Linked DNA regions of Homo sapiens: region 1 is linked to region 2. A link is an interaction called in ENCODE POLR2A ChIA-PET data of the cell type or tissue named here. Cell type or tissue: MCF 10A. All regions are shown on one strand. Links, peaks and the distances in the headings refer to the core of each region. The heading gives the core; the rest is flanking DNA. Region 1 holds the start of CDC16 (cell division cycle 16). Region 2 holds the start of CHAMP1 (chromosome alignment maintaining phosphoprotein 1).

Region 1 (5,334 bases), core at 335-5,334, 79 kb before region 2:
GGAATGTGAGAACAGGCTAATACAGAAAATTGGTACTGAAAAGTGGGGCATTCGTATGAAGATACCTGAAAATGCGGAAATAACTTTGGAACTGGGTAATGGGCAGAGGTTGGAAAAATGTGGGGGGCTCAGAAGAAGACAAGAAGATGGGGGAAAATTTGGAACTTCCTAGAGACTTTTAAATTGTTGTGACCCAAATGCTGATAGTGATATGGAGAGATGGGCAGGCTGATAAGGTCTCAGATAGAGATGAGAAACTTACTAGGAACTGAAGCAAAGGTCACTTTTGCTGTGCATTAGCAAAGAACCTGGCAGCATTGTGCCCCTGCTCTAGGGATCTCTGGAACTTTGAACTTGAGAGTGATGAGTTAGGGTATCTGGCAGAGGACTCCTGAAAGTGATTTCTGTTAAATCTCGCCCTGGCAATATTAATTACAAATTTACCTTCCAGGTACAAAACAAGGACAAGATGAGATTAGTCACTCTTCTGCCTACCCTGATATGGGCTACATAACTCTTTCCTCTACTCCCTCTTGTCAGATGTTTGCCTCATCTTATGTAAATTGTTGGTTTACTGAGCACTAATCAGAGCATCACTGTGGACCCCTCCCTTTTTTTCCTCCTGCTTGCCGTCTCCTCCTAAACACCCAGTCCCCATAACCCTATTTGGATGGCACAGTTGATGCTTCTGTGGCTTGCGTTTTTCCCGGGCCCATCATCAGACTTCTACTGATGGAGACATTTGCCTCAGTCACTCATTTTTGGTTAACTAGGAATCTCATTAAATGGATAGAAGTCGTTGAAAATATGGCTTAAAACACACCTCACCACATGCCTGCCCCAAGTTAATGAGCAGAGTTGATTACTGCCTGCTTGCAGAAGTGGGAAAGGAGGAGGAAAAGGAAATATACAGGGGGACAAATTTTTAAACACAACTTCAAAATATTACCCAGTCATATATGTATACACACACATAGAAAATTACACGGCAGATTACTTACAGTAGCGTGAGAGAATTTTTGAGTGGGTGGGATTCTTTACAGCAAGTTTTTTTTTTTTTGCTTCTTTGAATTTTTTTTACTCTTTTAGGTTTTTATATTTATAAAAGTTATATTTACTTTTTAAAAGTGTCAACCTTAATATTGAGATTCAGAAATATGATTACATATAGTGTGTATTTGAGCACAGAGCCTGAGAATGGCCACCTGGACAAATGGGGTCAGCCTTTCCAAGTGGAGCTCAGGTCTCTCTTACCAGGCGGAGACAGAAGCTCCAGCAGGATCACCACAGTTCTCATATGAGACCAGGGGCACACGCCGCAGCGGTTCCATTGGTTAGGGATCTCTGTATTTGAAGGAAGATTGCGTTATAACTCCATGAGGAGGGGTAGTGATCTGAGGGGGTCTTATCTCCGGTGCCATTTGGTCTTTATTGTTTACAGGGAAAAAGGCAGAAGTTACAGCTGGGTGTGGCATGACCTAGGCCGCGTAGCCACATTCCCCTCAAGGCTCAGGTAATTCAAAGTTCCAACAGCTTCAAGTTTAAATTATTTTAAGTTTGAATGATTTAATTTCACAAAAGGTAATATATGCACATTGACTGAAATTCAAAAGCACAAAAAGATATCCAAGGAAGTACCTCTCCCACTTCTACCATCTCTCATCTTCCAGCACTCCTTCCAGAGGCCTTGCGCTATGCCGGTTTTCTCATTTTTCCTTCCTGGGACAGTTTAGGGATTTTTCTACCTATCATTAAATTCGTATTTTACTCAAATGCAGGCATACGATAAACACGATCCTATACTTGCTTTTTCCCACATACTATATCTTGAAGATCGTTCAATGTCCATGCAAAGCTGACTGTTCTTTTGAACAGCCAGCGAGTATTCCATTACGTGAGCGTATCATGACCTATTTACTCAGTTCCATACTTCATGGGTGTTTAAATTGTCTGCAATCTTTTGCTATTACAAACGAAACCACAGGTCATTTTGCACACATGCAAAAATGCAAATCCATGGTATATTTCCCAAAATAAAAATCATTAGGTTTAACAGCACGAACACCTTTAAATTTGGAAGATATTCCAATTCGTTCATCCTAGAGAGTATACCAATACCACTCACAAAACTTGAGGGTGCCTGCTTCCCGACATTCCTGCTAGCAGTGTCATCAACCTTTGTGATCTTTGTTAACATATGAAAAGTGGTACTCTAATTTTAATTTTTATTATGAATTAAGTTGGACTTTCTTTCGTATGTTAAAGTCTATTTGCATTTCTTTCCCTGTGAACTGTTTTTTGCCTGTCTTTCTCCTGAGCCATTGGTCTCTTCCCACTGACTTATTACATATATGTAAAGGGAATATTGGCTCTACATTATAAGGAAATTCGAATTTTGTGATAGGTTTCAAATTTTTCCCTAGGTTGTCTTTGACTTCATTTGCTGTTTGTGCACACAATTTTTTTTTTTTGTAATGAGAGTGCGTTGCTCTTATTTTTAAAATGTTGACTACATTCTGGGGAAAGAAGGCTCAGCAGCCACCTGCTTTTTTGCCCGGGTGGGTGGTCCGGCCCCGAGCCCTCCTGACTCTCTCGCCAATGCCCAGAGGCGCCGCAGCGATTCCAGGGAGGCCGCGCTCTCGCCCCAAGGCAACCAGAAGCCCACGTGCCAGGAGAGGCATCGGAACCAACAACTCGGGTCCGTTTTCCCGCGCCAGATGGGATTCGTTTGCTGTGGACTTCCGGGGCGGGGCCTGCCTGGAGCGGAAGAGCCTGGGCAGTGCACGGGGCCTGGGTGGGGGGTGCGGGTGTGGGTGGGGACCTGCGGCCTTCGAGTCCGCGGCCTTCGAGTCCTGGGGCGGCGGCGGCGGCTGCAGGCACGGGCACGGGCACGGGGCGGGGTGCTTAGGGTGCAGGAGGCGCGCGCCTAGCGGCGGAGTGTGGCGTGAGGCCGGGCCCGCGCCGCCATGAACCTAGAGCGGCTGCGGAAGCGCGTCCGGCAGTACCTCGACCAGGTGGGCGGCCCCGACTCGGGGTGCGGGGCCCAGGCCTCGCCGGGTCTTTTTCCGCGCGGCGTGGGGCTGGGGTGACTGTTGTCGGGGCTCTTGGTGGGGAAGGACTGGGCCGGCCCTGGGCCTTCATCTGGGGCCAGCAGCGCTGTCTCCGCCTCGCCCAGAAGGGAGCGGTCCCTGCAGCTGGGAGGGGCACAGCCCGGGGAGTGGAGGCCCCCGAGCGCACGGGGCGCCTCAGTCGGGTCTGAGCCTCGTTCTGCACCTGGCGCGGAGGAGGTGCCCAGGAAACACTGACTACTCAGTGCAAGTTGAAGGACAATTTTTGGAGGAAAGTTGCAGGGCTAGCTAATAAAACATTTTTGAGAGGTTTAGTTGTAATTTTTACTGGGCTGAATTTAAGTGAATAAAGATGTGAAGAAGCCTGTTGTCTCAAATCAATACTTTAAAAATTCTCGTTAACTATGTCTGTGTTCTCTGCACTACCTTTGAATAGCAGAGAGCGTTTAAGGCAAGAAGTGTCTTCGAGAATCAGCAGCATCAGTTTTATCTATATTGTTGTTTATTTTTTGTTGAAATGCTTGCTCTTTCAGGAAATTGGAAAGAAAGGGAAAGAAAAGCCATGGTAATGCAGAGTTTTCGGAATTGGGTGCTAACTGACGTGGCCAAATGTTTGCAGTCCATTTGGAGGGCTGTGTTTTTATTTACCATGAGTCAGTTGAATTCAGTGTTTTCTGATCACTTTTTCTTCGGTACGGAGACGTAGTGAGGAATATGACAGGCCCGGTTTCCAGCCAGAGACACCGGTATTGAGCATATTTATAACTATCCCGTTGGCATTCCTCCTGCCTCGGGCTAGCAGCAGTGGTCCTGGCTTGTCTCCAGGGGAACTGAGGCAGAGACTGTAGAAGACTGAGGACTGAGGAGCAGAACAGGGTCTAAAGCTAGCCGTAGGTCACTGTGGGTGGCCCTCATTGTCGGCTCCTTCATTTTTGTTAGACTTGGAGGAGGTGAGTTCTTCCCCATGTTCAGTGAAGCTTAGTTAATTTATGTGTGTGTGTTTTTAAACTTGAGTGTTATTAAAACTGCCACTGTGTTATATAAGGTATTTGAGTATAGTGTTCTGTCTTCTAAATTTCACTTTGGGATTCATTAACAGCTCGTTGAAAGTGTTATATAAATCACACATGAATTGTTAATGACTAGCTTTTGCTGTTTCACTTGCATTTCACTTGTATGTTTCACGATACATTTTTACAGTGTATGAGTTTTAAAAAATTACCTTCATAAGTTGCATATACAAAGATATTACAGGAATGTTTGTATTGCGACACTGAACTAAAATTTACCCTACGTGAGATGTAAGATAGAGATGTAACAAATTGTTGTCTTGAGATGAAGATTTATTACATAGAATTATATTAATATATTACATAGAATTATAATAATATTAGATAACTGTTTAAGACTATTAAAATAACAGGGCAGTTACCACCTTTTTTTTTTTTTGGTATGCAGCAACAGTATCAAAGTGCTCTATTTTGGGCAGATAAAGTAGCTTCACTCTCTCGTGGTAAGTGACAAAATGCTAACTGGTTTTCTGATTAATCTTAAAATTCGTTTTCTATTTCACCTTGTACCTCTGACCACTTATGTGAATTTTTCCCTCCAGAAGAACCCCAGGACATCTATTGGTTGGCTCAGTGTCTTTACCTGACAGCACAATATCACAGAGCCGCCCATGCACTTCGGTCACGAAAACTGGACAAAGTAAGTGATGGTATGAACTTTAAAGCTCTTCAGAGCTTTAAAAAAAATGTCATTAGTGGCCGGGCGCGGTGGCTTACACCTGTAATCCCAGCGCTTTGGAAAGCCAAGGCAGGTGGATCATGAGGTCAGGAGCTCAAGACCAAGATGGTGAAACCCCATCTCCGCTAAAAATACAAAAATTAGCCGGACGTGGTGGCAGGCGCCTGTAATCCCAGCTACTCGGGAGGCTGAGGCAGAGAATTACTTGAACCTGGGAGGTGGAGGTTGCAGTGAGCTGAGTTCGTGCATTGCACTCCAGCCTGGACAACAGAGCAAGACTCTGTCTCAAAAAAAAAAAAAGTCATTAGGGTTTTAGGTGTATATTCCATTTCTGTTGAAATTATTTAACTTGATGCAATTTTTCTTTGTTTTTGTTTTTTTGAGGTCTCTCTGTGTCACCCAGGAGTGCAGTGGGATGATCGTGGCTCACTATAACCTCAGACTCCTGAGTTCAAGTGATCCTTCTGCCTCAGCCTCCCTAATAGCTGGGACTACAGGTGCATGCCACCACACCCAG
Region 2 (5,378 bases), core at 215-5,214:
TCAAAAAAAAATACAAAATAAAATAAATCCTCTGATATGTGTTCACTTTATATTCGTGTGAGTCATGTGTTTAACTTTTGAGAACTATACTTTGACATTCCCCAAAGCCCAGCAACAGAGCTAGATACTCAGGAGGAATTCCATTTTATCATACTTCCCATTAAGTAACTTATTTTAGTTCCCATTATTTTGCATTATTATAAATTAAGTAGAAATAGCAGAATAATTTGTCCTTTTTTATTATAAAGTAGCTAAGTTGATTATATTAGATCTAAATTATAAGCTGGACTGCTTTTATTATTTCTCTTACAGGAAGCACTTAATAATTTATTTCTAATTTTTATTATGTTCCTTGTAATACATATTAATGCAGCAATTTGAATGGAAAAATTAAGTCTGACTTTCTGACAGAAAGCCAGTCTGATTTTGGCTGCTTCATTTGACAACATGATTCTGTGTAGGTTTTGAATATGTGCAGATACTCAGCACTGTTATTCTTTATACACAGAAGACAAATGACAAAGTCCAGTGCCATCTCAGCTAATGAGTTTGCAGCTCCTCAAAGGCTGTCAGGCTGCCACTTTCTACTGCAATTGTAGTTCACCTGCCTCTACCCATTCCCTGATTCAAGTCTGGTCCCTGGAACATAGTATAGGTTGAGAAAACATCAAAATAAACTGTTGAGAAGTATATGTTCAATAGATCCTTAAGTGAAATTTTGAAAGTCCATAAGGGTCTGGTTTTAGTACAGGATTTTATGAGAGTTATTTCTGCTTTCTTTGGTTACTTTAAAGTTTAGTGCAATATACTGGGAACCTTTCAAAAGGCCAAATTGGGAGTTTATTTGCATTATTCATCTTGAACTATTTAATATTCTATAACTACAATAGCTTTTTTAACATGATTTCAATTCAGAATAATAGCAGAGGGTGTTTTGGTTTTTGTTATTTCGTCACCAAGAGTTGCCTTCTGCTAGAGTTTTGTTCAGTGTTCAATTGGAATAGGTCTCTTGGGATCATCAACTCATTCTGACACTTCAGGAAAAAACAACTGAAGCAGCCATTCAAATTAGGTCCTGCAGCCACAACGAACCTGTTTCATATTAAGAGTCAGGATCTCAAAAAGTTCTCAATCAGTAAATCTTTGCTATTCAGAGAAAATAAAAGATCCTCTCATTTCTGCATTTAACATTTACAGTTTACAAACTGTTTTCATTGGCTCTTTTAAAAGCTTGTAACTAGGTGGATACTTTTTAAAGAAATCTATTAAATTTAATGAATCAATTTTGCTGCAAAAACAAAACTTAGAAAAATCCTAAAATATTTAATATTGATATTTGAATCCTAGAAATCAGAATCATTCCGGAAATTAACACAGGATCCTAAATTTTGCATGAAAGGGAGGTAGAGCCAGGCGCTGTGGCTCACGCCTGTAATCCCAGCACTTTGGGAGGCTGAGACGGGCGGATCACGAGGTCAGGAGATCGAGACCATCCTGGCTAACACGGTGAAACCCCGTCTCTACTAAAAAAATACAAAAAAATTAGCCGGGCGTGGTGGCGGGAGCCTGTAGTCCCAGCTACTCGGGAGACTGAGGCAGGAGAATGGCATGAACCCGGGAGGCGGAGCTTGCAGTAAGCCGAGATGGCGCCACTGCACTCTAGCCTGGGCGACAGAGCGAGACTCTGTCTCAAAAAAAAAAAAAAAAAAAAAAGAAAAGAAAAGAAAAGAAAAAAATGTAAACACAATATAGCAACTTTTGTGATACAGCAAAAGCAATGCTAAAGGGGGAGTTTATAGCTATAAATACATCAAAAACCAAGAAAATCTCAAATTAACAACCTAACTTTACAACTTAATGAACTATAAAAAGAAAAACTAAATCCAAAGCTGGCAAAAAGAAGGAAATAATAAAGATTAAAGCCAAGATAAATGAAATAGAAAATAGAAAACGATAGAGAAAATCAATGAAACCAAAAATTGGTTCTTTGAAAATGTCAAAGCATTATTCACAATATCTTGAATAGGGAAGCAAGCCAAGTGTCCATCAACAGGTGAGTGGATAAGCAAAATGTGGCATATCCATACAATGGGATAGTATTCAGTGTTAAAAAGGAAGGAAATTCCACAATGTGCTACAACATGGATGAACCTTGAGGATGTTCTGCTAAGTAAAATAAGTCAGTCACAAGACAAATACTGTATGATTCCACTCTTATGAGTAGTCAGACTCAGAGACACAGGAAGTAAGATGGTGACTGCCAGAAAGTAGAAGGTAGAGGGGAACCGAGAGTTAACATGTAATGCATAGTTTGTTTTTCAAGATGAAAGAGGTACAGAGATGGATGGTGGTGTTATGAATATACTTACCACCACTGAGCTGTACACGTAAAGATAGTTAAGACGGTAAATTCTATGGATTTTATTTTTATTTTTTTGAGACAGAGTCTCACTCTCTCCCCCAGGCTGGAGTGCAGTGGCGCGATCTCGCTGTAACCTCCGCCTCCCCGGTTCTATGGGATTCTCCTGCCTCAGCCTCCCTAGTAGCTGGGGTTACACGCGCCCGCCACCACGCCTGGCTAATATTGTATTTTTAGCAGAGACAAGGTTTCACCAGGTTGGACAGGCTGGTCTCGAACTCCTGACCTCAGATGATTCACCTGCCTAGGCCTCTCAAAGTGCTGGGATTACAAGCGTGAGCCACCGCGCCCGGCCATTCTATAGTTCATTTTCACCACAAAAACAAAAATGAAATTCACAACAAGCAAAACTTCAGAAGGGTACAAAGGTAGAGAGCAGTGTGAGCTAATTTTACAGTCTTTCAAAGCATACAGACTGATGGCATCAGCATTAGAGGTGCATGCATTTTAATTAGAATTGTGGTGGTAACATTCATAAAACTGAAAACAAAAAACGAAGAAGATAACTTCTGGGAATCGGGACTTTCAGTGGAGGCGGGGTGATGAGAAAAGGAATATTTACTGTCATCCAACAACTTTGTCTTGTACTTTTGTCATAGGTATTATGCCAGTAATATCCCTGAGAATGTATGGGGCAGGTCTAGCTCTTTTTTTCCTAATAAATTCATTCACACAACAATCAAAACAGCAAGAAAAGGAAGAGATATCCGCACGGCGGCGGCAGGCCGGGGCCGTTCCAAGGGCCTGGCCGGAGGCCACAGGCCAGACGCGGCGGAACCCTCCCGGAGCCGCGCCCGGGCGCGCGCGGGAAGCGGAGGCGGAGTGGGCACGTGCGGCACTTCCGGGGCGGGGCGGGCACGCAGCCCTTCCGAAGGCCCGCGCGAGCCGCTAGTTTTGCCCACGCACTTTTGGCACAGCCGCGCCACGCGATCGGCGATCTGATTGGCCCGCGCGGGAGGGCGCGCGGCGCCAAACTTGCTTCCCGTCAGCCCCCGCCCGTCCCGCGGGAGCGCGCACGCTCGCGCACCCGGATCCCGGCTCCTGCATCCAGTCGCCATTCGGGAGGCCGCTGCGCTGCAGGGCCTCGCGGAGCCGCCCGCGACCGCGAGCCGGGCCCTCCGCGCGGTCCATCGCCCACTGGACGCCGCCCGCGGCCGGACCGGTGAGGAGCGAGAGCGAGCGGGGGAGGGGCGTGGTTGGGGCCTGCATCCCCGAGCCCCGTGTCGGCCGCCGACCTGGCGGGGACGGTCCCGGGAAGCCGCGGGTCCGAGTGAAGGGGGCCTGCGCTGCCTCGCTTCCCACACGGCCCGAGGGAAGGGCCCGCCCCCACAGGCCGGGGCGGGAGTGCGTCTTTGTGCAGGGAGCGGGGAGGCCCGGTGTCAGTCGCTGCCGAGGCTGGAAACATTGCGTTTGAAACCATTGGGAAGTTGAGGGCGGCACAAGACGAAAGCCATTCTTTCTGTTTTAGTTCTAGACTGCCTCCTCTTCTGTCATTATTACTGTTTAAAAATCCGCTATACAGCCTCCAAAGTGGGAGAGGACATTTGTAAACCTGATAAAGAGTTAATGTCTAGAATACAAGAAGAGATGCAACTGACCAACAAAAAGCAACCCAGTTCAAGAATGGGCAAGGAATTTGAATAGATATTTCTCCAGAGAAGAGAGACAAATGGCCAATAAGCACGTGCAGTGATGCTCAACATCACTAACCATTAAGGAAATGCAGATGAAAACCACAATGAGATACCACCTCACACCTGTTAGGGTGGCTATTAAAAAAAAGGGAAATTATGAGTGTTGGGGATGTGGAGAAATTGAAGCTCGGGTGCATTGCTGGTGGGAAAGTAGGGTGGTGCAGCAGCTATGGAAATTGGTAGTCGTTCCTCAGTTCTAGGTTTATACCCCCAAAAATTGACAGCAGAGACTCAGATACTTGTTCACAAATGTTCATCGCAGCATTATTCAAAATCCAGATGTCTATCAACATGTGGATGAAAGGCAAGCTGTGGTATATACATATAATGAATGGACCATTGTTCATCTTTAGAAAGGAATGAAATTCTGATACATGCTGCAATATAAACGAACACATTATACAGTATAAACGAGCACATTGAACACATTATGTTGAGTGAAATAAGACACAAAAAAGACATACTGTATGATTCCCCCTCAGGCACAGAATTGAGATTACCAGCACTGAAAGTGGAGAGTGGAAGTTACTGTTTCATGGGTACAGAATTTCTGTTTGTGGTGAAGAAGTTCTGGAAGTGGATAGTGGTGATGTTTGCACAACGTTTTAGTACTAAACTAACTAAATTGTGCTTTTAAAAATGATTAAATGGCAAGTTTTGTTTTTTTTTTTTTTTTTGAGACGGGAGTTTCGCTCTCGTTGCCCAGGCTGGAGTGCAATGGCCCGACCTTGGCTCACTGCAACCTCCGCCCCCTGGGTTCAAGGGATTCTTTTGCCTCATTCTCCCAAGTAGCTGGCATTACAGGCGCTTGCCACCACACCTGGCTAATTTTGTATTTTTAGTAGAGATAGGGTTTCTCCATGTTGGTCAGGCTGGTTTCGAACTCCTGACCTCAGGTGATCCACCCGCCTCGGCCTTCCAAAGTGCTGAAATTACAGGCATGAACCACCATGTCCGGCCTAAATGGCAAGTTTTTTGTTTTTATTTTTGTTTTTGTTTTTTAATGAGCCAGAGTTTCACTTTTGTTGCCTGGGCTGGAGTGCAGTTATGCGATCTTGGCCCACTGCAGCCTCCGTCTCTCGGATTTAAGCGATTCTCCTGCCTCAGCCTCCCAAGTAGCTGGGATTACAGGCGCCTGCCACCACACCCGGCTAATTTTGTATTTTTAGTAGAGACGAGGTTTCTCCACGTTGGTTAGGCTGCTCTCTGACTTTCAACCTTAGGTGATCCGCCCACCTTGGCCTCCCAAAGTGCTGGGATTACAG

The links. Peaks named below come from ENCODE experiments on the same cell type or tissue, not always from the same donor. Only the 100,000 strongest peaks of a DNase experiment are listed, where the experiment ranks them.
Region 1: POLR2A ChIA-PET joins it to region 2 with 9 read pairs; 10 of 35 experiments call an interaction of 5 or more read pairs at or near these places.

What each region holds. Positions count from the first base shown.
Region 1 is chr13:114,232,119-114,237,452 of GRCh38, forward strand. It overlaps CDC16 (cell division cycle 16), which reads left to right and starts at 2,779. Exons shown (of 18, transcript NM_001078645.3): 1 at 2,779-3,014; 2 at 4,527-4,581; 3 at 4,681-4,778. The coding sequence starts at 2,967. RefSeq lists an enhancer at 2,578-2,627 and a silencer at 2,738-3,097. In MCF 10A, for the core only: no CTCF peak of the experiment used is centred there; a DNase peak (open chromatin) is centred at 2,753.
Region 2 is chr13:114,311,063-114,316,440 of GRCh38, forward strand. CHAMP1 (chromosome alignment maintaining phosphoprotein 1) reads left to right here and starts at 3,441. Exons shown (of 3, transcript NM_032436.4): 1 at 3,441-3,581. RefSeq lists silencers at 2,032-2,326, 3,099-3,778. In MCF 10A, for the core only: no CTCF peak of the experiment used is centred there; a DNase peak (open chromatin) is centred at 3,339.